Regions from separate parts of the Mus musculus genome. Here all the other regions are linked to region 1. The links are chromatin loops, found by intact Hi-C in ENCODE. Cell type or tissue: heart. All regions are shown on one strand.

What was found. A loop is a pair of places that touch in the nucleus more often than their neighbours do. Peaks named below come from ENCODE experiments on the same cell type or tissue, not always from the same donor. Only the 100,000 strongest peaks of a DNase experiment are listed, where the experiment ranks them.
Region 2: a loop joins it to region 1, with 9 times the contacts of the local background. A loop is called at or near these places in 14 of 42 quality-filtered maps.
Region 3: a loop joins it to region 1, with 5 times the contacts of the local background. A loop is called at or near these places in 6 of 42 quality-filtered maps.

The regions. Positions count from the first base shown.
Region 1 is chrX:150,506,237-150,514,236 of GRCm38, forward strand. It overlaps a transcript of Apex2 not described here. Among named protein-coding and RNA genes, the nearest start is that of Alas2, 37 kb to the right of the region's middle. In heart, a CTCF peak has its summit at 4,598; no DNase peak of the experiment used is centred here; H3K27ac peaks cover 398 bases.
Region 2 is chrX:151,113,309-151,121,308 of GRCm38, forward strand. No RefSeq gene overlaps it. Among named protein-coding and RNA genes, the nearest start is that of Tsr2, 21 kb to the left of the region's middle. In heart, CTCF peaks have their summits at 3,679 and 4,315; no DNase peak of the experiment used is centred here.
Region 3 is chrX:152,144,036-152,152,035 of GRCm38, forward strand. Iqsec2 (IQ motif and Sec7 domain 2) reads left to right here and starts at 233. Exons shown (of 15, transcript NM_001114664.2): 1 at 233-1,144. The coding sequence starts at 438. In heart, CTCF peaks have their summits at 3,616 (motif pointing left) and 7,891 (motif pointing left); DNase peaks (open chromatin) are centred at 116, 396, 3,576, 4,836 and 1 weaker place; H3K4me3 peaks cover 1,683 bases; H3K27ac peaks cover 717 bases; H3K27me3 peaks cover 4,667 bases.

The DNA of each region.
Region 1 (8,000 bases):
CTCTCCAGTTTCTTTTCTTTTCTTTTCTTTTCTTTTCTTTTCTTTTCTTTTCTTTTCTTTTTTTTTTTTTCTGAGGCACTCACAACTATGAGTTTTCCTCTTACCACTGCTTTCTTAAGTTTTGGGATGATGTGTCTTTATTTTCAATAAATTCTAAAAAGCATTTAATTTCTTTCTTTACTTCTTCCTTGACCAAGCTATCATTGAGTAGAGCGTTATTCAGCTTCCACAGATATGTGTGCTTTCCCTTGCGTTTGATGGTATTCAAGACCAGCCTTAGTCCGTGGTGCATGGGTGCTAGGGTGCATGGGATTATTTCAATCTTCTTGTATCTGTTGTGGCCTGTTTTGTGACCAATTATTTGGTCAACTTTGGAGAAGGTACTGTGAGGTTCTGAGAAGAAGCTATATTCTTTTGTTTTAGGATAAAATGTTCTATAAATATCTGTTAGATCCATTTAGTTCATAACTTCTGTTAGTTTCACTGTGTCTTTGTTTAGTTTCTGTTTCCATGATCTATCCATTGCTGAGAGGGAGGTGTTGAAGTCTCCTACTAATATTGTGTGGAGTGCAATGTGTGCTTTGAGCTTTAGTAAAGTTTCTTATGAATGTGAGTGCTCTTGCATTTGGAGCATAGATGTTCAGAATTGAAAGTTCATCTTGGTAGATTTTTTCCTGTGACCAGTATGAAGTGTTCTTCCTTATCTTTTTTTTTTTTTTTGATAACTTTTGGTTGAGAGCTGATTTTATTCAATATTGGAATGGCTACTCCATCTTGTTTCTTGGGACCATTTGCTTGGAAAATTGTACTCCAACCTTTTACTCTGAGGTAGTGTCTGTCTTTGTCACTGAGGTGCCTTTCCTGTATGCAGCAAAATGCTAGGTCCTGTTTACATATCCAGTCTGTTAGTCTGTCTTTTTTTTTTTACTGGGGAATTGAGTCCACTGATGTTAAGAGATATTAAGGAAAAGTGATTATTACTTCCTGTTATTTTTGTTGTTAGAGGTGGAATTATGTTTATATAGCTATCTTCTTTTGGGTTTGTTGAAAGATGACTTTCTTGCTTTTTCTAGGTTATAGTTTCCCTCCTTGTGTTGGAGTTTTCCATCTATGATCCATTGTAGGGCTGGATTTATGGAAAGTCAACATGTAAATTTGGTTTTGTCATGGAATATCTTGTTTTATCCATCTATGGTAATTGAGAGTTTGGCCAGGTATAGTAGCCTGGGCTGGCATTTGTGTTCTCTTAGTGTCTGTATAACATCTGCCCAGGATCTTCTGGCTTTCATAGTCTCTGGTGAGAAGTCTGGTGTAATTCTGATAGGTCTGCCTTTATATGTTACTTGGCCTTTTTTCCCTTACTGCTTTTAATATTTTTTATTTAGTGCATTTTGTGTTTTGATTCTTGTGTGATGAGAGGAATTTCTTTTCTGGTCCAGTCTATTTTTGAGTTCTGCAGGCTTCTTGTATGTTCATGGGCATCTCTTTCTTTACGTTAGGGAAATTTTCTCCTATAATTTTGCTGAAGATATTTACTGGCCCTTTGAGTTGGGAATCTTCACTATCTTCTATACCTATTACCCTTAGGATTGGTCTTTTCATTGTGTCCTGGATTTGCTGGATGTAGAAACTCCTTGGGTTAGGAGTTTTTGCTTCTTGCATTTTCTTTGACTGTTGTGTCAATGTTTTCTACGGTACCTTTGGCACCTGAGATTCTCTCTTCCATCTCTTGTATTCTGTTGGTGATGCTTGCATCTACGACTCTTGATCTCTTTCCTAGGTTTTCTAACTCTATGTTTGTCTCCCTTTGTGATTTCTTTATTGTTTCTATTTCTATTTTTTGATCTTGGATGGTTTTGTTCATTTCCTTCACCTATTTGATTGCGTTTTCTTGTAATTTTTTTTTCTTTTTTTTTGGGCTTTTTTTTTTTGAGACAGAGTTTCTCTGTATAGCCATGGCTGTCCTGGAACTCACTCCGAAGACCGGGTTGGCCTCAAACTAAGAAATCCGCCTGCTTCTGCCTCCCAAGAGCTGGGATTAAAGGTGTGTGCCACCACCGCCCAGCAAGACTTTCTATTGACTTAAACCCACATTTGAGCAGTCTCCTCTGGTGGATAAGCTACAACATCCTTAAAGATTGGTTTTGCCTCTAGATGGCAGCTTCCATTTTGGATTTCCATACACAGAATTTTTAACTGGTGCTTATTCCATGGCCATATACCATATTACTTAATAAGTATCTCTGGGGACGGGGCCCAGACATCACTGTTCCCTCATGCCCCACAGTAGATGAACCCTCTGCATTTATAGTGCCATTATTTTTGACATTACCTGATATTATATTTTGCTATCTCTCAAGTATATGTCAGTTATTATATGTTATAAAGAACTTCTCATTCTAATGTTTTTTTTTGTTCTTTAAATGGTTTCCTAAAACAATCCCACCATTACTGAAATGTAGGAAAGCATCTTTACATTGTTTCTTTGTTCACTGCCAGTATTTTTATCCCAGAGCCCTCCCTTTCTTACTTGATATAAATGTATGAAGAAAAGGGGCCTCACAGAGGAAATGGATGTGCGATTCCGTTGTCTTAGTAACCGCTCCACTTCTAATCTCTCCTGAGTGACTCAGCCCAGGCAGGAACACTGTGCTTAGCAACCAGGAACAGGTAATAGCCTACTTTCCTCTTTGCTGTTCAGTGCTAAGAGGCTGAAACAAAGACATAAAGATCGTTGCCAGGGAGACCAAAGCAGAATCTATCAAAACCATTAAGGAGAAAATGTCAAGTATAATACAAAATGGAAGGCAGATCCATTTTGATACACCCACAATCTTGGATTGAGACGCTTACGTGTTCATTCAAAGGGCTTTTGTCGTGTGCACACAAGTGATTCTTCCTGTACAGATAACCACAAAGACATAATGAATTATTAGAGAAAGGGACACAGGAAAAGGAGAGAAGCCAGGCAGTAATGGGAGAAATAAGTTTTAAAAACCATGTATCTCGCTGGGTGGTGGCTCAAGCTTTTACTCTTAGCACTCAGGAAGCAGAGGGAGGTGGATCTCTGGGAGTTCGTGGTCTACAGAGTGAGTACCCACATAGGCAAGGGTACATGAAGAAACCCTGTCTCAAAAACAAACAAACAAACAAAAAAAAACCCAAGATAAATAAATAAACAAAAGCAAGTATTTCAAGACTCATTTCAACAACCATGCTCTATTTTAGCCCATATTTATATAGAATTGTTAAGCAAGCTTTACATGAAAGAAAATATATCTTCCTTTTGCTTATTAATAATTCCCATTAGGACATACCTGAACCTCAAGAACCTATGCTGTTTCTCTCAGCTCTGCCTTTATTGCACCTCCTGAACAGGCATGCGGGTCAGCTCAGCTGAGCGACAGCTGCTTACAAATAAGAAGGAAAAGAAAAGCTTCTGTGTCCTCATACATTGGCTGTGGGGTTTCTTGCTTATTCGTAAATCACTGATGGCTTACACTGATCCCCATACCAAATGCTGAAGGGAACAAGGGAAGAAAACCTTCCGCCTCTAGCCTTTGTATTAATAAAACCTTGCTTCCTGTCCTGGGGGGTCTCTTTGGGTCCCCCATCCTTATTATCCTGGTTAGTTAGTTAGTTTGTTTGTTTGTTTGTTTGTTTGTTTTTGATAGACTTGATACAAGCTAGAGTCATTTTAGAGGAAACCTCTATTGAGACAATACCTCCAACAGACTGGCATATTGGCAAGCCTGTAGGGCATTTTCTTGAATTAATGATTGATTCAAGACAGCCCAGCCCACTATGTCTGGTGCCAATCCTGGGTCCTGATTTGTGTTCAAAACAAACAAACAAACAACAAACAAACAAACAAACAGGTTGAGTCAAGCAATGGTGGTGCACACCTTCAGTCCTAGCACCCAGGAGGCAGAGGCAGATAATTTCTGGGAGTTTGAAGCCAGCTTTGTCTACAGAGCTAATTTTAGGACAGTTAAGGCATGTGAGGAGGCTAGGTTTAATCCCCAACCCATTATGCATTCTTATCACTGTAAGCTCAACTTCCTGGAATATGCTTACAGAGACACACAGACAGACACATAGACAGACAGACAGACAGACACACACACACACACACACACACACACACACCCCTACTCAAGTCTACGGCCAAGTCTTAATCTTAGAAGACACTGTAGACAGATATGAATACACCTTGTTTGCATAAAACTTTAAAGTGGTTTCACATTAACTTTCAAATTCCCTGGAAATCTCATTATTAGGACACATGTGACATCAGCATGGATCTTCTGAAGTTATTTCAGAGTATAAAAAGGGTGTGTTTGTCAAAAGTGAACACTGATTCTCAGACAAACATATCAGAAAGTAGTTGCCACAGATCATTTCCGCATCAGAAGAATCAGAAGGCCCTGTCTGACCACCTCTTTTCGTCTTTTGTAATAAAAAACATTAGCAGATATATTCAACTGTGTTGAAAAATATAGATACACGTCTAAAGTTCTGTATATAACATTCAAATGGAGGATGGGAGGACTTTAATGGCCTTCAGCAGTCCAGAAGATGCAGTTACTATTTATTACACTAGGGGCAGCAACGTATAAGGAATGGCAAAGTAAGCATTTCAATTACATTTGCACTGCAGTCTGCTAGATGACCAAATATTAATACCTCTTAATTAGACATCTGAATAATCAATAGTTTGGCTATATTTTTCTCATTTTAAGAGGATTTCTTGGGAAATGTCTGGTTCATATCTTTGTTGGGTTTTTTTTTTTTAAGCTAAAAGAAATTCTGTTCCCACCCTAAGCTCAACCCCCACCCCCACCCCAGATAACTTCATGAAGACAGTCTTGTCAGGATTTCATCAGACTCAGACATGGGGTACAATTAGACACTAAGAGTATGGGGCTGGCAGAAAGAATAGAAGGGACCAGAGGCAGAATTCAAGGTCTTTCTGAAGAGCAACTCCCAATTAACCCTGTAGGAAAATGTTTTGTGTGTGTGTGTGCACACGCGCGCACGCGCAAGTGTTTGTGCATGCTTCCCTACAAAATAATTATAAGGATTAATAGACGTCTATATGCTTAGTATTTGCCCATCCTCCACAAGAGCTTACATTTTGAATAGCAATTTTGTTTTTATCTCAAAGGTAACCAATCAAGCACACTCAGCTTCAGTTTCCTTGGTAACCGACCTCTGCTTCCTGTCTAGACTTCTGGTCATGAGAAGAGAGAAATGGAAAAATACTGGACTAAAGCAAGCAGGCTGCAAAATGGTTTTTCTTCTTACTGCAGTCTACTTCTCTGCCATTGTAGTCCACCCCACCCCACCCCCAAACATTAGCGAAGTCTGTTGGTGAGGGGGAGTGAGATGACGTCTACTTTTATGTATCTTTGCCTTTATATCTGCATCAATTTGGTCCTGACTAGTCACATCCTCAGCAGCACAGACATCTTTCTTTGTACTCCATCCCACCTCTCTTTCTTTCTGGGATATATTATTCTTGATTAGTCATAGCATGATCCACCACCTTCTTTTGCTCTCTTGCCCCTTCCCTTCCTGTCTTACTAAAGTAAGGGTGGGGAAAAGGCATGAGATACAGAGGAGACAGAGGCAGGTACTATTCATGGAAGCCCTGCCTTTGGAAAGCCCACGCTTTGTATGTACTAGCTCCTGCTAGTGTATTCGCATTAAATTCTAAAGGGTCCACAGAGACACACACAGAGAGATATACATAGACATATACAAACTCACACAGTCACAGACACACAGGCATGCATGCATGCATGCATACATACAGAGACACACACAGAGAGACAAACACAGTACACACACACACACACCCTAAGTCTGAAGAATTCCTGACAAGACTGTCTTATCATGGAGTCAGGTAGAGTGAAAAGAGCTAAGGGGAGGAGCAGAATTTCTTTTACCTTTAAAAAAACAGCAACAAAAATATGAACCCCAGCACCAAAACATTTCCCAAGAAATCCTCTTAAAATGAGAAAAATATAGCCAAATTATTGACTGTCCAAATTTCTAATAGGTATTACTATTTGGTCAACTATCAGAGTACAATGCAAATGTAAATGAAATGCTTAAATATTTTTTAAAAATCAAAAAAACTTTTTAAATTTTTAATTTTTTTAAAAAAATGGTTTTATTGAAATAAAAATACATTACTTCCCTCTCGTTTATTCCCTTCAGCACCTCCATCCCCACTCTCAGTTCGATTATATTTGTTACACACACACACACACACACACACACACACACACACACACCCTTCTGAGTCAGTTGTTGTTTATGTGTATATGGTTTCAAGGCTGACCATGCAGCACTAGGGCAACTAGTAAGAGGGCACATCCCTGAGAGGCTAATTCTCCTTCTCCCAACATATCTGCCTATAGTTCTCTGCCTAGGGGTGAGACCCTGCAAAATTTCCTCCTTCCGTGTTAACATATGCCACCAATAATGCCATTGCTCCTGTTACACAGCCATTTCTAGGACTGGTTGCTGACAGCAGGCTTCCTACTATTGTGGCTCTTAGAATCTTTACAGCCCCTCTTCTGCAATGTTCCCTGAGCTATATAAAAGCAGCAGCTGTGCTGAGGGTATATCTGTTGGGGCTGGGTTCCCCATGATTTGTTGATCGCTACATTATAGCCAGTTGTGGTTTTCTTTGACGGCTCCCATTGGTTGGAAAGGGAGGCTTCTTTGATGAGGGGTAGCTACAGTTATCTGTGGGTAGAAGGATCAGATTTAGAATGTAAAAGGAATTATGCTTATCTAGCAAACTGGTGGTAGTAGATTCTTTTCTAAAGTCCGGGCCCTCATTATCCTGGAGAAGCTGCCTCGGTTTCCTATACCAGATATGATTTCTCTACTGTTGAGTGGGCCTTAAGACCAATTAGACAGCTATTGGTTGCCATCAATGATATGAGAGCCACTTATTTATTGCATCTTTCTACTATCCTTCCATGCTGGTAACTGTCGTGGTTCATAGGAGTTGCAGATTGGTAGGGGTGTTTAATAGTTGCCCTCTCTTGGCAGCCTGAATAGTATTTTCTGAAACAGTGAAAGCTAGACCACAGGAAAGAATCTTTAAGCTCACATCCAGCTCACGTTATCCAAACCATGTGTTCTGAGTGTGTAGTATTGTATCTTCAGCAACAGGAGCCCACCTTCCTAACTGGTGAGAGGCAACCAAAGGATATATCTATAATCTGTATTGTTTTGGGAAGTCACTAGAACTACCCTGGCCAACCACTTGAAAGGAGGTTTCTTGTGCCTGGTACTGAAGTTTTGTTAGCCTATGGTTCTAGTGGAAAACATGTCAGTCGAAGTGGCTTAACTTCGTTTAATACACATACATACACACACACACACACACACACACACACACACACACACTACATAATTCATAATTTTAGGTAAATATAAAATCATGATTTGAGGCTTTGTCAAAGTCTTGTTCTCTGAAGGACAGCCCTGCCCCATCCTCTCCTGTACAGCACCTGTTCTCACTTGAAACCATCCCACCCTACCCTTCCACTCCTCTAGCTATGCCACCAACCCTCCCACAGTGCACCTCCCTGTGGCATTTATGAGGGTTTTGTACAAATCCACCTTTCTAGCTGGGTATAACAGTGTACCACTCTAATCCCAACACTGGAGAGAGTGAAGCATGACGATTGTAAATTCAGGACCAGCCTGGATCACATAGCTGCCTCACTCATACACATACAAAATGAAAATCTTGGGGTGATGATACATAACTTTAATCTCAGGACTGGGGAGGAAGGAAGAGGAAGAGGAAGAGGAAGAGGAGAAGAAGAAAAGGAAGAGGAGGAGGAGGAAGAGGAGGAGGAGGATTGTGACTTCAGGTCTAATTGGAATACCCAACAAACAAATACACAAACAAACCAGCAAAGCAAATCCAACTTATGATATCCCTCAATGCTAACAAGCCCCAAATATAT
Region 2 (8,000 bases), 610 kb after region 1:
AGGTAAGTCAACTAGAAGAGTAGGAAATGATTAGAGTGGTATACTTGGACTTGAAATTTGAAGACTTGGTCCATTTTACTGAGAATGAGAGGTCAGAACTCACCGCAGCAGTGAGAGGCTGAGTTAGCCAGAAGGTAAGTTTACATATGAGGAAGGTGAGTCTAAGAGTGCAGGATGGTGTATGAGACATCTATACCTAAGGCTTAAACATCCAGAAGAGTCCTGTAAACTCTCAACTGGAGCCCTCACACAGATCCTGAGCTACAGCTCCAGCTCCACAGACCGAGACCCAAACTGAACTTAGAAGAAAGTGCACACAAGCCCAAGTGAACTGCCAGGGAAAGGCTAGGTGCCCCCCCCCCCCCGCCCCATCAGAGTTCTGTTTTTTGTTTGATTTTTATTTTTAGTTTATGTAGGAGAGTACACAGTCGCTATATTAAGACACACAAGAAGAGGGCATCAGATCCTATTACAGATGGTTCTGAGTCATCATGTGGTTGCTGGGAATTGAACTCAGGACCTTTGGTAGAGCAGTCAGTGCTCTTAACCACTGAGCCATCTTTCCAGCCCCAGAGTTCTTTTCCCTATAAAAATTCATGAGCCTAGGGATCCCATCACACTTTACCTTGAGAGCAGACTGTGCTATTTAGTGAGACACTATCTCAAAAAGCAGGGCACTTTTCTTCTGTTTAACCTAGGTTCTGCCTAGAGCACACACATCCTCTGGTTTGGACACCCTTATGTTATGCATAAACCATACGGCCAGACACAACATCCATGACAGCATACATTGTATAAATGAACACTATGAGGTAAATCTCTGCCGACTCCCAGATAAATAATTTCTAGGGACCAATATCTCCCTTTCTATGAGCCCCAGCTTTTTCAATGGATAATCAGGGCACATTCACACAAATATTACAGGGCTGCTGTGAGGATTAACCAAGAAATTCTAATTAAAATAAAAAGTTATAAGTATGGTATTGAGGCTGGGCTAAACTTCTGTCAATTTTCACAGAGTGATTTTGAGGGGACACTTTCTCAGATTAATATTTAAAATTCCAATGAATGATGTATTAGCAATTCAACCCCTTTTTATTTTTTAATTTTTAATTTTTTTTTGATACAGGGTTTCTCTGTGTAGTCCTGGCTGTCCTGGAACTCACTCTGTAGACCAGGCTGGCCTCAAACTCAGAAATTCGCCTGCCTCTGCATCCCAAGTGCTGGGATTAAAGGCGTGTGCCACCACGCCCGGCTCAACCCCCCTTTTTAAATGTATAGGTGGGCCCTATTAAATTGTGACAGGATATGGAATAATAAGCCTATTGTAAACTAACATTTGAGGGAACATATTTTTTTCATTATATTTGATATCAAGAAATATATGAAGCCTTCGAGAAAAAGCCATGTAAATAAAATGTTTGCCACTCTATGAACAATGGAGAGGTGTTGCTTCCTCCCCTCTAGAAACTGACCTAGATGGAAACCCCAAAAGAACAATAGCTCTTGCCTAGGAGAAGCCAAAGCTTAAAAGTTCCTGGAATTTCTAACTGTTGGGTCTTACCTATAATGGTATCCATGAACTATGAATTTCAGATGAGGGTTTTAATCAAAGATTAATATTTATAGAGAAAAGTGTGTTTCATTTCTATTTATTGAAATAAGAACTTTCTGAAAGAATCATATCAATGGTAACAATCTGCTACAGCCTGATATTTTGAAGTTAGAAGATCTACTTTCTGGTAAGAAGTTGAGACAAAAACTCTAATCACCTTTTAAATATATCTCTTTCAAGCCTTCAGTAAACTATTGTATTTTTAATGTTAAATGTTTTGAACACATACTTTCAATAACTTAAACAGTAAATGGGAATACTGTTGTTTGTCCATTTTTTCTGTTATCTTCAATATATGACAGTATTATGTTTGAAAACCCATTTTATTAAACAAACTCACACATTCCAGTCTGGCCTCAAATCTGCTATGTAGGAATAATCTCTTGTGCACTCTGTTCATTTTTAAGGCAGGGTCTTATGTAGCCCATTTGCTATGTAGCCAAAGATAACCTTGAGTTCCTAATCTTCCTGCCTCTCCTTGTCAATTATTGGGAGACATGTGCTATCAAGTTATCAAGTGGGGTTTTTGTTGTTGTTGTTGTTATTTTGTTTTGTTTGTTTTTCAAGACATGGTTTCCACCTCCCAAGACAGGGTCTCACTCTGTAGCCCAGGTTGGTCTGAAGCTGATTATTAGACCAGGTAGGCCTTGAACTCCCAGAAATCCTGCCACCATCTCTCATGAAGTTGGATCACAAGTGTAAGCCACTAAACATGGCTATTTGCTGTTTGGGGACAGATAGACAGCCAAATGTGTGCACTAAACACACACACATGTACACATAGGCACACAACCACAAACACACATACACACACACCATGCTGGGCATTGAACCCAGAACCTCAGTTACAATAGGCAAGTACTTTGTCATGAAGCTATGCCATAAGAGAAAGAGTGTAGGAGAAATGGGAGGAGCAATGCCCAGCATGGCATTTGTGTGTGTGTGTGTCTCTGTGTGTATGTTTTGAACGGAAATCACCCCTTCCCTTTTCTTCCAGAATGGAGAATGAAAGGGAATACTGAAGAATGTGGTTTCCAGGTTGCTGTAGTTGGATGAAGGTATACTAGCTATTGTTCACTTCTGTTTTATTCAAAGGATAATCTACAGACCAGTATCACCTGGGAGCTTTGTAGGCCCAAAGGCTCTCAAGCCCTACTGACTTGGAACTAGGTTATAATAAGACCCCAATGTGATTTGTATGGGCATTAGAATTTGGGAAATGCACTACCTTAATCTAAATTGAGCTGACTTGGGGCCTGTGTACATTTTTTAATTTAATTTAATTTAATTTAATTTAATTTAATTTAATTTTACTAGAGGGCAGGATACCACAGTTGACAGCCCCAAATCATATCCAATGGGAAGATATTGTCATTTGTATAACCCTATAAGGTCTGGGTGTAAATCAATGGTAGAGCACCTGCCTATCGTGCACAAAGCCCTGGGGTCCATCCTCAGGACCAGGGAGTAAAACCATCTTCCAACAGAGATAGGGGTTTGCACACACAATTCCAGAATTCAAGGGGGTAGGGGTAGGAGGACCTCTGGTTCTGGGTCAGCCTGTGGGAGACAGTAGAATCCTGTCTTTAAAAAAAAACAAAACAAAAAGAAAACAAAACAAAAACAAAACCCTAAACTAAACTGCCCACAACATGATTTCTGTTATCAAAAGAATAGTTAATGAATCCTGAGAGACCAAGTACAACATAAATGTCCACTAGAGCCTGGATCTTCTTTGGGGAAATTAGGTTTGGAAGATTTTTTTTTTTTTGAATGAAGAATCAAAAACACCAGCAATAACAGAAATCTGCTATAGAAATGTCCTTAGGGGGAACCAAATTCTTTTCCGCAAGAAGAGGAATTTCAGAATTTGAAAGAGAATGCCTGGGGAAATCGTGGGGAAAGGGGAGAATGGGAGTTTATGACAGACAAACCCCGCCTCAGTCTGAACCCAGGGCCACAGAGCAAGTACTGTCTTTGAGGAGTATTTAAGTATATAGTAGGAAAAGTGGCCAGATAGGCCCGCAGCGGCAGATGGAAGCTGACTAGTGGTCAATAGCGACACGTTGTGGCAATGACATACACTGACAGTCATGGCAGTAGAACATCCTTCAGTCCCCACCCCTTTGTATCTGAGCAGCCTCCTTTGCTGTGTGTATCAATTCCTGGATAAGCTAGAGGAAGCAAACATCCAAGAGCACGGTAATGGACAACTTGTTGGTGAATAAAAGTCCAAACCTACAGTGGTTTTCATTTAATTGGAGAAATACAAAATCATGAATACTTCAACTTCTAAAGTTGAAGTTTGTTCATATAACCACATATCCATGCTATTGTTAGTTGTCTTTTCCTAACCAGAATAAACAGAGAGGACAGGGACTCAGTTCATCTTACTTCTGCCTGCCGTCCCAGAACATAATGCGTGGTAGACGGTCAATAAATGCTTTGATTTTGCTTGCTTTTTAAATTTGCAGTTTCATTTTATGTGTATGGACAGATGTTTTGCCTGCATGAAGCCCAGATTGGCCTGGAACTGGTGGCAATCTTCCTGCTGAGATTATAGGCACGAGCCACCACCAATTAAAACAAATGTGTGTGAAATTAATGTGATAGGGACTTCAATATTCAAAGATGTAAGCCTCCATAATTGAACAAATCCAAAAGTAGCCCTTCTTTACTGCAGTAACAGTCCTTTTCCACTGGGGGCTTCCCTGAGCTGCCACCAACAGTGGCCAGGGCTGTCTCCCAGCTTTTGCTCTTTTTCAGTGATCCTCTCCTCCATCCAATACCATTTTCTACTTTTCTGTAATACCATTTTCCTAAACCCCTCACTTCCTGTAATGCCACCATCGCCATTCCTAACAATTCCTTATCAGATCCAGTATTCCTTAAATCTTTCTGCAAAGGGAAGTCCCTCCAAAAGTGACCGCTATTTTCCTCTTAATTAATTAATTTATTTATTTTGGTTTTTTGAGACAGGGTTTCTCTGTATAGCCCTGGCTGTCCTGGAACTCACTCTGTAGACCAGGCTGGCCTCCCTAATGCTAGGATTAAAGACATGTACCACCTTCTGGGATGCCTCAGGATATGGTGTCTTCAGGAGAGCAGACTAGCTAGCAGTCTGTCCCAGCAGAAAGGACTGAGCCTGGATTATTCACTCTTTAGGTTCAAGTTTTCCCTCTAGCATCTTCTGCTCTAGGGCTGAATTTATAGATAGATATTGCTTAAATTTGGTTTTATCATGGAATATCTGTTTTTTCCACCTATATTAATTTGGAGTTTTGCTGGGTATAGTACTATGTCTAGCCTGGCATCTTAGTCTTTTAGAGTCTACAGCACATCTGTCCAGACCCTTTGGCTTTATTGAGTCTTTATTGAGAAGTTGGGTATAATTCTAATAGGCCTGCCTTTATATGCTACTTAGTCTATTTCCCTTGCAACTTTCAATATTATTTCTTTGTTCTGTATTTTTGGTATTTTGATTATTATGTACCAAGGGGACTTTCTTTTTTGGTCCAGTCTATTTGGTGTTCTATATGCTTCTTATATGTTGATAGGCATTTTCTTCTTTAGGTTGGAGAACTTTTCTCCTATGATTTTGTTGAAAACATTTTCTGGGCCTTTGATCTGAGCTTCTTCTATTCAATATAGTACTCGAAGTGCTAGCTAGAACAATAAGACAATGAAAAGAGTCAAGGGGATACAAATTGGCAAAAAAAGAAAGGTATCACTATTTGCAGATGATATGATAGTATACATTAGCAACCCCAAAAATTCTACCAGAGAACTTCTCCAGCTGATAAACAACTTCAGCAAAGTGATTGGATATAAAATTAACTCAATCCCAGCACTTGGGAGGCAGAGGCAGGTGGGTTTCTGAGTTTAAGGCCAGCCTAGTCTAAAGAGTGAGTTCCAGGACAGCCAGGGCTACACAGAGAAATCCTGTCTCGACCCCTCCCCCCAAAAATAAATAAATAAAATTAACTCAAATAAAACAGTAGCCTTCCTTTATACAAAGGATAAACAGGCTGAGAAAGATATTAGAGAAACAACTCCCTTCACAATAGCCACAAATAGTATAAAATATCTTGAGTAACTCTAGCCAAACAAGTGAAAGTTCTGTATGACAATAACTTCAAGTCTCTCAAGAAAAAAATTGAAGAAGATCTCAGAAAATGGAGAGATCTCCCATGCTCATGGATTGGAAGAATTAACATAGTAAAAATGGCCATCCTACTAAAGGCAATTTATAGATTCAATGCAATCCCAATCAAAATTCCAGCACAATTCTTCAAAGACATGGAAAGAGCACTTCTCAAATTCATCTGGAAAGGGAAAAAACCCAGAATAGCGAAAACAATTCTTAACAATAAAAGAAAGGCGGGGGGGGGGGATCACCATCCCTGACCTCAAACTATACTACAGAGTAATAGTGATAAAAACTGCATGGTATTGGGACAGGGACAGACACGTTGATCAGTGGAATAGAATTGAAGACACAGAAATAAAACCACACACTTACACACATTGATATTTGACAAAAAAAGCCAAAAATATACAGTGGAAAAAAAGAAAGCATCTTCAATAAATGGTGCTGGTCTAACTGGCTGTCTATATGTAGAAAAATGAAAATAGAACCATATTTGTCACCTTGCACAAAGCTCAAGTCCAAATGGATCAAGGACGTCAACATAAAACCAGATACACTGAATCTAATAGAAGAGAAAGTGGGAAAGAGCCTTGAACTCATTGGCACAGGGAGAAATTACTAAATAGAGCTACAGTGACTCACACTCTAAGATCAAAAATTGATAAATGGGACCACATGAAAGTGGAACGCTTCTGTAACGCAAAGAATATAGTTAATAAGACAAATCAGCAACCTACAGATTCAGAAAAAAAATCAGATGTGGGGTTACCACATCTGATAGAGAGGTCTGATATCCAAAATATATAAAGAACTCAAGAAGCTAACCACCAAAAACCCAAACAACTCAATCAAAAAATGGGGTATAGAACTAAACCAAGATTTCCCAACAGAGGAATCTCTAGTGGCTGAGAAGCACCTAAAGAAATGTTCAAAGTCCTTAGTAATCAGAGAAAAGCAAATCAAAACGACCCTGAGATTCCACCTTACACCAATCAGAATGGCTAAGATCAAAACCACAGGTGACAACACATGTTGGAGAGGATGTGGAGAAAGAGGAGCACTCCTCAATTCTTGTGGGATTGCAAACTGGTACAACCACTCTGGAAATCAATCTGTAGATTCCTCAGAAAATTGGAAATAGATCTACCTGAAGACCCAGCTATAGCACTCTTGGAAATATACACAAAAGATGCCCCACCATGCCACAGGAGCACAAGTTCTACTGTGTTCATAGTGGCCTTATCTGTGATAGCCAGAAGCTGAAAACAACCCAGATGTTCTGAAACAGAAGAATGGATACAGAAAATGTTTTGGTTTTTTGTTTTGTTTTGTTTTGTTTTTTTGTTTTTTACACAATGGGATACTACTTAGCTATTAAGAACGAGGATATCCTGAGTTTTGCAGGCAAATAGGAGGAACTAGAAAATATCATCCTGAGTAAGGTAACTTAGACCCAAAAGGACATGTATGATATGTACTCACTAATACATGGATATTAGTCAAAAAAAAAAAAAAAAAGGTACAGAATACCCAAGATACAGTCCACAGAACTCAACATAGTTCAACAAGCTGAAGTGCCCAAGTGAGGATGCCTCAGTCCCACTTGGGAGGGAGAAGCAGGGGTTGGGGGAAGGGAGGGAGGAACCCGGAAGGAAAAGGGGATGGGGTATGTGAAGAGGGTAACATGATCAGGTATTGGGTGGGGGGTAACAAGACTGAAGCCCGGAGTATTCAGCCAATGAGCTTCCCTTCCTAGGCATTCCTTCTCAAAAAAGGTATTTAATCCTTGGTTCATCCTGAATGAGGTGTATATTCACATCCACCTTCAAATACAGCAGTTTGAACAAGTAAGGGCCATCTATCTCTTCATCAAAGGTTAAGAGCCACGTCTAAATCTCCAGGAGAGGGCCTTCTCTCTTGCAGCCCCTCTGAACTCTCAGCACTCACTAGGAAGGAAACCAAGTTCCACTTCCATCCTGGGCTCTGTCTTCCCCTTCTTGCCAGGTGTGTGGATGCCCTTAGGGTAAGCATGGACCAGGGATCCTGCTTGGTTCACAACTTCCAGCAGTTTGCCTGCAGTGCTGGGAACCACAGCAATCGTCCCATACTCCAAATTCTGCTTTTTCCCACTTCAGGAAACAGGGACTGAAGACCACCATTATGGACTGAATTTTGCCTCCCCTGAATGGTATTCTAGCATCATTCCAGGCACCCCAGCAGCAGGCAGGATGCAGC
Region 3 (8,000 bases), 1.6 Mb after region 1:
GCCAGTGCTTTGGGGCTGGTCCAGCTAGGGTGTTGGTGGCGACTGCAGGTGGGGCGCGCGGGGGCGGGTCGGGAGAGCTGGGTGGGGGCAGGGGCGGGGGGCGGGCCGGCGGCCGGGGCGGTCCCGCGCGGCCGCGCTGCGCAGTGACTCCGCAGCGGGCGGAGCGCCGTGGGCCGCGTCCTTCCGAGCCCTGGCGGTGGCGGTGGCGGTGGTGGTGGCGGCGGCGGCGGCGGCGGCGGTAGCCTTAGCTCCTGCGCCCCGTGCCGCCGGCCCCAGCGCTGTCTCCCGGGCCCCCTAGGGCCCCCGGGCCCCCGAGCCCGGTGCGCGCCCTCGCGTCCCGCCGGCCCCCTCCCCCGGCTGGGCCCGGGGGAGGGTGGCGCCGTGAGCGAGCGGGGACTGGGCTCTCCTGCCCGTTCCCCTGTCCCTGGGCCGCCAGGATGGAGGCGGGGTCCGGTCCTCCGGGTGGCCCGGGATCTGAGAGCCCCAACCGGGCGGTGGAGTACCTGCTGGAGCTGAACAACATCATCGAGAGTCAGCAGCAGCTGTTGGAGACCCAGCGGCGGCGCATAGAAGAGCTGGAGGGCCAGTTGGACCAGCTCACCCAGGAGAACCGCGACCTGCGGGAGGAGAGCCAGCTGCACCGTGGGGAACTGCACCGGGACCCCCTTGGCGCACGGGATAGTCCTGGCCGCGAAAGCCAGTACCAGAACCTGCGTGAGACCCAGTTCCACCACCGCGAGCTGCGGGAGAGCCAGTTCCACCAGGCGTCCCGGGACGTGGGCTACCCGAACCGGGATGGCGCTTACCAGAACCGGGAAGCTATCTATCGGGATAAGGAGCGAGAAGCCTCCTATCAACTTCAGGACACTACCGGTTACACAGCCCGCGAGCGCGACGTGGCCCAATGCCACCTGCACCATGAGAACCCAGCCCTGGGTCGCGAGCGTGGCGGGAGGGAGGCTGGGCCAGCGCACCCGGGCCGCGAGAAGGAAGCCGGCTATTCCGCGGCGGTGGGCGTGGGGCAGCGGCCACCGCGGGAGCGGGGCCAGTTGAGTCGTGGCGCATCCAGAAGCTCCAGTCCTGGCGCTGGCGGAGGTCACAGCACCAGTACCAGCACCAGCCCGGCTACAACCCTCCAGAGAAAGTAAGGAATGTGTTTGCGGCCCCCACCCCACCCATTCCTTTCCCTCTAGATCCCTCTCCAACTTAGCTGGCAGATAAAGTATATGAAGCCCATGCCTGATCCCATTTCCTGCTTCGCCTGTCCCAATCGGGAGAAGGTTCTCCTCAACCGGCTGACATGCTTTCCCTAGCCACCACACATTGGTTTGGTCAGACGAGTGCGGGCTTCTTTTCCCTGTAGAACCAAAGCCAGTTAGAGACTAAAGCAATTCCCACTACCTCCCTCCACTTCTTCAGCCCCTAGCTGTATCCTTTCCAGAGGATGGATTAAATAATTTTTAGACAGAGGTGGTATCAACTCAAGCCCCCTAAAGAGAGAAACACTCCTACACACCTTTTTTTTTTGGGGGGGGGTGATCTCGTCTCGAGGCAGGTGGGGACCAGAATGGAACTGCAGCACATCTTGGCATGGGGAGGGGGGGTGATGGTGGCAAAGATGGGGGAGCAAAGATGGAGGCTAGGCCCTTGGTTAGTTTCTCAAAGTCCAGCTGGTCTCCACCCTTCAAGAAAAACAACACCCATTTAAAGAGCCCTACCAGGAAGGGAAGTCCATAGATCTCCCATCTGTTGGATCAGCTTCAGACCTGTGCTGGGGTTTGTACATGTGTCTGAGACAGGTTAGGAATATTTTCTGAGTTGATGGGACATGGACAGGATCTACTTTTCCTATGTAGATCCCATTGTGTGCTGATTGGGATAAATGTATTAGGCTGTGAGTCAAGGGCACGAAGGCTCACAGGGATGCCCTAAAGGCCCTCCTATTGCTTTACTGCTATACTGAAAAGAACATTGAATTGGGAGATGGGAGAACTGGCGTCCCCTTCCAGCTCTGTTGCAGATTGGCTTTGTGACCTTGACTGAGTCCCTTCTTTTGCCAGTCTATGATTTCCCCTAGATATTTTTTTTAAAGCCAGGGACTGCCAACTGAGATTCAATGGGTATGTTACTAACCCAACCACACCAAAGAGCAAGTCTGAAGTCCTTTAGCAAATGGACAGGCTTCCCCCTCCTCTCACTGCTCAGCTGGTCCTACCATGTGCCACAACTAGTGGAGTGTCTCTTGGAGGCTGGGCTGGGGGTGGGGAAGCCTTCTGCCTCAGGAAATCTGCCGGGAGACAGCTCTCTGCAACTCCCCCATGGTGAGGCAGCAGGCTGGGGTGCTGGGTTGAGATGGCTGGGCCCCAGGAGCAGCAGCTGCAGCTTGAGGGCTTGGCTGGGCTCCACTGCAGTGCACCCTCAGCTGAGTGTTGAGGTAGAAGGACAGCCCCAGAATGGGGGGCAGAGAAAGACTGGATGGGGCATTGTGGTCCTTGAGCCTGGTTGCAGACTTCTCTAGAGGGGTCAGGCCTGTGATGGAGGGAGCAACCTCAATATGTATGGCTCCAGGGGGCAGATCCAGGAACAGAGGGAACATCTGAGATAAAATCAAGAGAACTTTTCAACCTAGCCAGTTGTGATGCAGTACATTGCCTCAAGGGATGGGGGTGGTGGCTGGCCTGAGTGGTCCAGTTGAAGTCTAAAGGGGGTCTGAGAGAGCTGGAGGAAGCATATAGTTCCTGATTTGAGCATTAAGCCCAATGAAAAGACCTGAATCTTTCTCAATTTCCGAATTCCATTGCTCTCAGATTCTCTACCCTGCAGACATCAGGTCTGATTTTCTTGGCTGGCTGGAAGCCCATTTGCCCTTCTGCCATCCTTGCGGGCCTGCTTCTGACTCCTTCCTTCTTTTTGTACACTTTCCAGGTTGCTTGTTGGAATCCCTTGCATCACATTTCCTACTGGCTAATAAAGAGGTTTAAATAACACTTTGGGTTTCTCTCAACCACATATTAACTGCTTGCCTATCTATGATTGCTTCCTTTGGACTTCACAGCCCAGCCCACTCAGTGAGCATCAGCAACTCCATTTTAGAGAGGGAGAAACTGAGGCTTCAAGATGAAGGGGCCTTATTCAAGGTTATGCTACTATTTGCTAATGGAGCTGCGACTAGAATCTAAGTCTGCCTGTCTTAAAGGCATGTTATTTGTTCCCTACAGCTTAACTACTCCTAGGAGTCTTGGCCTCAGGACCTGCTGAGGTACTGAACTGGGAAAAGCCAAAAGAGCCTTAGGTATCTCCAGGTTTTGAACTAGAAGAGATGGGTCTGGAATGAGTGGAGGAGTTGATGAGAAGAAAAGACAGCTGTCTTCCTCTTTCCCACCTTCCTCCTTGCCCGGTGTCAGGAGAACCTGTAGCCATTGCTGTAACCAATGCTGCTGCAAGCGACTCCCCTGCTAGGCCTGTTCTGGGTTTGTAAGGAGTGGGTGAGAAGGCTGCTGTTGGAAGCGCGGGCAGGCAGGGTGGGAGTTCAGCAGCTGAGGCTGCAGCATTGGGGGAGGACAGGCAGAGCTGGTACAGGCTGGGCTCTGTTGGGCCCCAGGCTCCCTCTGGTGGACAGACTAGGAAGACTAGGGCCTGGGTCAAGATGTAGCTTGTTGGGAGCCTGTTCTGCCCCAGACTCAGTTCTCCCAACAACCCTTTGTGCATCTGTCATTACCATCATGTCACAGCATAAGAAACCCAGGGCTCTGAGAAGTGATGTCCATCAGAGGTCATGCTACTAACACAACATGCTCCCGTTCCTGTGAACTGGGCCTTCTTTGCTTTGGGCATCACCCATCCTTATTCGGATCATTTACCCAGGACTCCCACATCCTTCCCTACTGCTCTTCTGGACAGGTTCCAGAATGCCAGAATCTCTGCTGCCAGGCTCTGGGTGTGGCCTTCCTAGTGTGACAGAAAGCAACATGAGTCCCTACCTCCTTCTGGTCACTGCTACATGAGGATTTAGTTGTTTGCTTACTAGTTGTTGATCCTGACTAATACTCAGATCTTTTTATGTGGAGCTCTCACCTCCTGCCATGATTTAAAAAGAGATCTTTTTTTTGGTTGTTAAGCTTGGTTCCCCCCCCACCCCACCCCCAACACACTACAGTTCTGGCACATAGAATGATTTCTAGAGGCTAGGACTCACTGCTGAGTGCCCTGTGCCCAAGAGAGCTCTGTTCCTACATTTTCTGCATGGGCCTAGCTTTTATCTCTGCTGTATGCAGTGGTGGGTTGAAGCCAGTATAGTGGTAACTGTCTATCCTCTGCTCCCTCCTCCCCACCCCACCCCCCTGTGCAAGCTAGCTCACATTTAGATACTGAACCTAGAGAACGCCAGCGTGGTGTTCTTGGCACCCAGGGCGATGCATAGTCCTACCATTTCACTGCTGAACTATCATCATGTGCGTGTGCTGGGTTGTCAGCATGCTCCCCATAGGGGCCCAGGCTACTGAGAAAATGAATACGTGAGAGCAATCCCAGGGTGAGGCTCTGGGGGAAGTCTGTCCCCTTTGGCGTGCTGGATTCTTTTTCTAGGGTGTCTCTCTTTCCTTTTAGGAGGGAAACTATTTATTGTCCCCTCTGCCGTGTTGTGAGCATTATGCTGGTATGGGAGAAAATGATAACGTTAAGTTTAAGGAGAATTGGGAGTCTTGCTTTCTCTGTCTGGATCTGGGGCAAGAATGGGGTTGTTGTCATCCACAAATATTTCTTGGCTGTGTTCACAGAGCAGGAGGGGCCACCAGGCTTAGCAAACACCATGCTCTTGGCACTTGCAGAGCCCTCTTCCCACCAGCCAGGAAGACAGGGTTTCGGGCTTAGTCAGGCCATAGACAGTACAGAGGACAAAGTGAACCGAAAGGGTGGGGTTCCTCAGAGGATAGAGGGACCAAAGTGAGCCAGGCCACTGTTTGAGGACCTGGGCAGTAGAGGAAGGTGCTTTGAAGAAGTGCACAGTCCCTTGGTGTTCAATTGACGTTCGCTGCCTGTTCTTTCTCTGTCCACCTACCTACTATGGCCTCTGAATTTGCTGGGGGCAGAGTAAAAGCCTGGAGCATGGTGAAGAGGCCCTGTTCATATTGAGTCTCAGCTTTCTGGGTGGTAGGCACTATCCTATGCAGCTTTATGTAATAATAGCTAACATTTTTTTTAGTGCATTTACTGTGTGCTGGACACTGCCTTCTATGTGCTTCCCATGGAATCATTCCTTCTGTCTTCACATGCATCCCTTTATGTAAATTGTTATTAACTCCATTTTACGGATGAAGAAGCTGAGGTCTAGAAACTTCAGGTAACACAGCCAAGGTCCCTAAGTGAATACGTGGCAGGACTACAAAAGAGCTAGTAGGAACCCAGGCTGGGCTCCAGAGCCTGTAGCATTCTTGACATTCTTACCCATCAGGCAGCCCCATGTCTTATCTCATTGTCACAAACCCCTTGCCAGGTGGGTGTTACTGCTATCCTCAGATGAGGAAATGAGGAATCAGAGAGGAGCTGTAAAGGAACCTGCTGATGAGACCTAGAATTGTATGGCTCTCAATCGTTCAATGCACTGTTCCCTGCCAGAAGAGGGGTTTAGAGACATGGACCATAGTCACGACTCCGGCTTTCCTCCGACAGAGGTTCCCTCTTACAATTACCTCCTGATTGTTGCCACCATGTATTTCTGTTAAGCCTCTGAATAGCTGGAGCCAAGCCATGTCTTCAGTCTGGCTCCTATGTTTTTCATTGTCTTTCTGTTTCTGTCCACAGATTCCCCTTCTCTCATTTTTGTGAGTCCCTTGTCCTCAGTCCAGACTTGAGTTAGCCTTGTGCTGCCATCATCAGCTCACTCAGGTCTCTGTGATTTGACTAATGCTGTTCCCTCATCTTTGGTTGAATTTTTAAGGTTGAATTAGCTAACACCTCTTCACACCTCTCCTGTGTTTATTTGGTGGTCCTTAATTTGTTAAAAAAAATTCTATTTTGTGTCTGTGGCTTTTTTTTTTGCTTGCATGTATGTATGTGTACCACATATGTGCCCATGGAGGCCAAAAGAGGGCACTAGATTCCCTGAACTGAAACTGTTAGCTGCCATGTGAGTTGCTGAGAATCAAACCTGGGTCTTCTAGAAGAACGAAAAGTACTTTTAATTATTGAGCCATCTCCCAAGCCCTTGTTGGTCCTTCTTCATTTTTTTTAAAGATTTATTTATTTTTTATTATATGTAAGTACACTGTAGCTGTCCTCAGACATACCAGAAGAGTCCATTGGATCCCATTACAGATAGTTGTGAGCCATCATGTGGTTGCTGGGATTTGAACACAGGACCTTCGGAAGAACAGTCAGTGCTCTTAACCATTGAGCCATTTCACCAGCCCTTATTGGTTGTTCTTAATGCTCAGTTTATCCTTGGCGTTTGCAATGAGCAGATTATCCTTTTTATCTTCTTTTTAACCTTTTTTTTTTTAACTTTATGTATAGGGAAGTTTTGCCTGCACATCTGTGCTCAGTGTGCATTCTCTGCTTGTAGAGACCAGAAGAGGGCATCAGATCCCCTGGGACTGCAGTTACAGATTGTGGGTGCTGGAAATTAAACCTGGGTCCTCTGTAAGAGCAACTAATGCTATTAACCACTGAACCATCTCTCTAGCCCCAGGTCTAGCTTTTTACAATACCTCCGTAGTTGTTCACATCTTGTGCCTCCTACTAGCCTCTAAAACAGCAGTTCTCAATCTGTGGGTTGCAACTCCTTTGGGAGTTGCATATCAGCTATCCTGCATATCAGATATTTACATCACAATTCATAACAGTAGCAAAATTACAGTTATGAAGTAGCAACAAAATAATCTTATGGTTGGGGGTCACTGCAACATGAGGAGCTGTATTAAAGGGCCCCAGCATCAGGAAGGTTGGGAAACCCTGTGACTTAACTGACATGTATTGAGTACAAGTTTTGTATTGGATTCTGTGCTTGGTGCAGGGGGCATAACAAAGGGCCGAAGAACTTGGAAGTACTTTGCATAACACATAGCTGCCCAGTCAATTCTGAGTAAACACATGAATGTCTAATTAAGTCCTGGTGAGCTAATGGCCCAGTACCTCAGTTTTTCTTTATTCTGGACTCCTTTTGAGAGAAATGTCAACTTCAAAATTCTCTTGGCCTTTTCCACTTGCTCCCTGGAGGCATTTGGCTTATGACTTTCCTGCCTTTTACACCCAGTGGTCTCCCAATTCATATAGTGACAGAGAAGCAGGATTGGATGAGACTTTTAAAGATATACAGGCTGCCGGGCGTGGTGGCGCACACCTTTAGTCCCAGCACTTGGGAGACAGAGGCAGGCAGATTTTTGAGTTCGAGGCCAGCCTGGTCTACAGAGTGAGTTCCAGGACAGCCAGGGCTACACAGAGAAACTCTGTCTCGAAAAACCAAAAAACCCAAAACCCAAAAACCAACCAACCAAACAAAAATATACAGACCAACTGCTCATCATTGTATCTCCTTAGCATGCCATGTCTGTGTCATGCGACATTCTTGATCCTTGGAACAAAATCCTCTCCCTTGAGTGAACCAGGCAGTCCTGTACAGGACCTGTATGCAGTTCACCCAAGTCTGGTTACAAGTTGTTGATTTATAAATTTTTCCATTTCTTTTCCCCTTTTTGTTTCCATCCAGTCTTTATTGAGAAGATAACCAAGGCCACGCACAGCATCTTGGGGTGGGAATAGACTTGGCCTTTTTGGTTCCTTCCCTGGCAGGAGCCAGTGTCACAGGGAAGAAAGGTGAAGAGATGCCTTATTTCCTCCTTGGTGGGGATCGGCTAAGGCTAGACAAGAATAGATGATACTTCCCTGCCCCCTAGAGGCGAAATGCGACAAACACCGTGAAAACAGTCCTATCATATCTTAGCCAAAACAAAGATGGCTAGGCCAGTTATATGACTGATTGGGATTGTTCCTCTCATGCTTTAGAT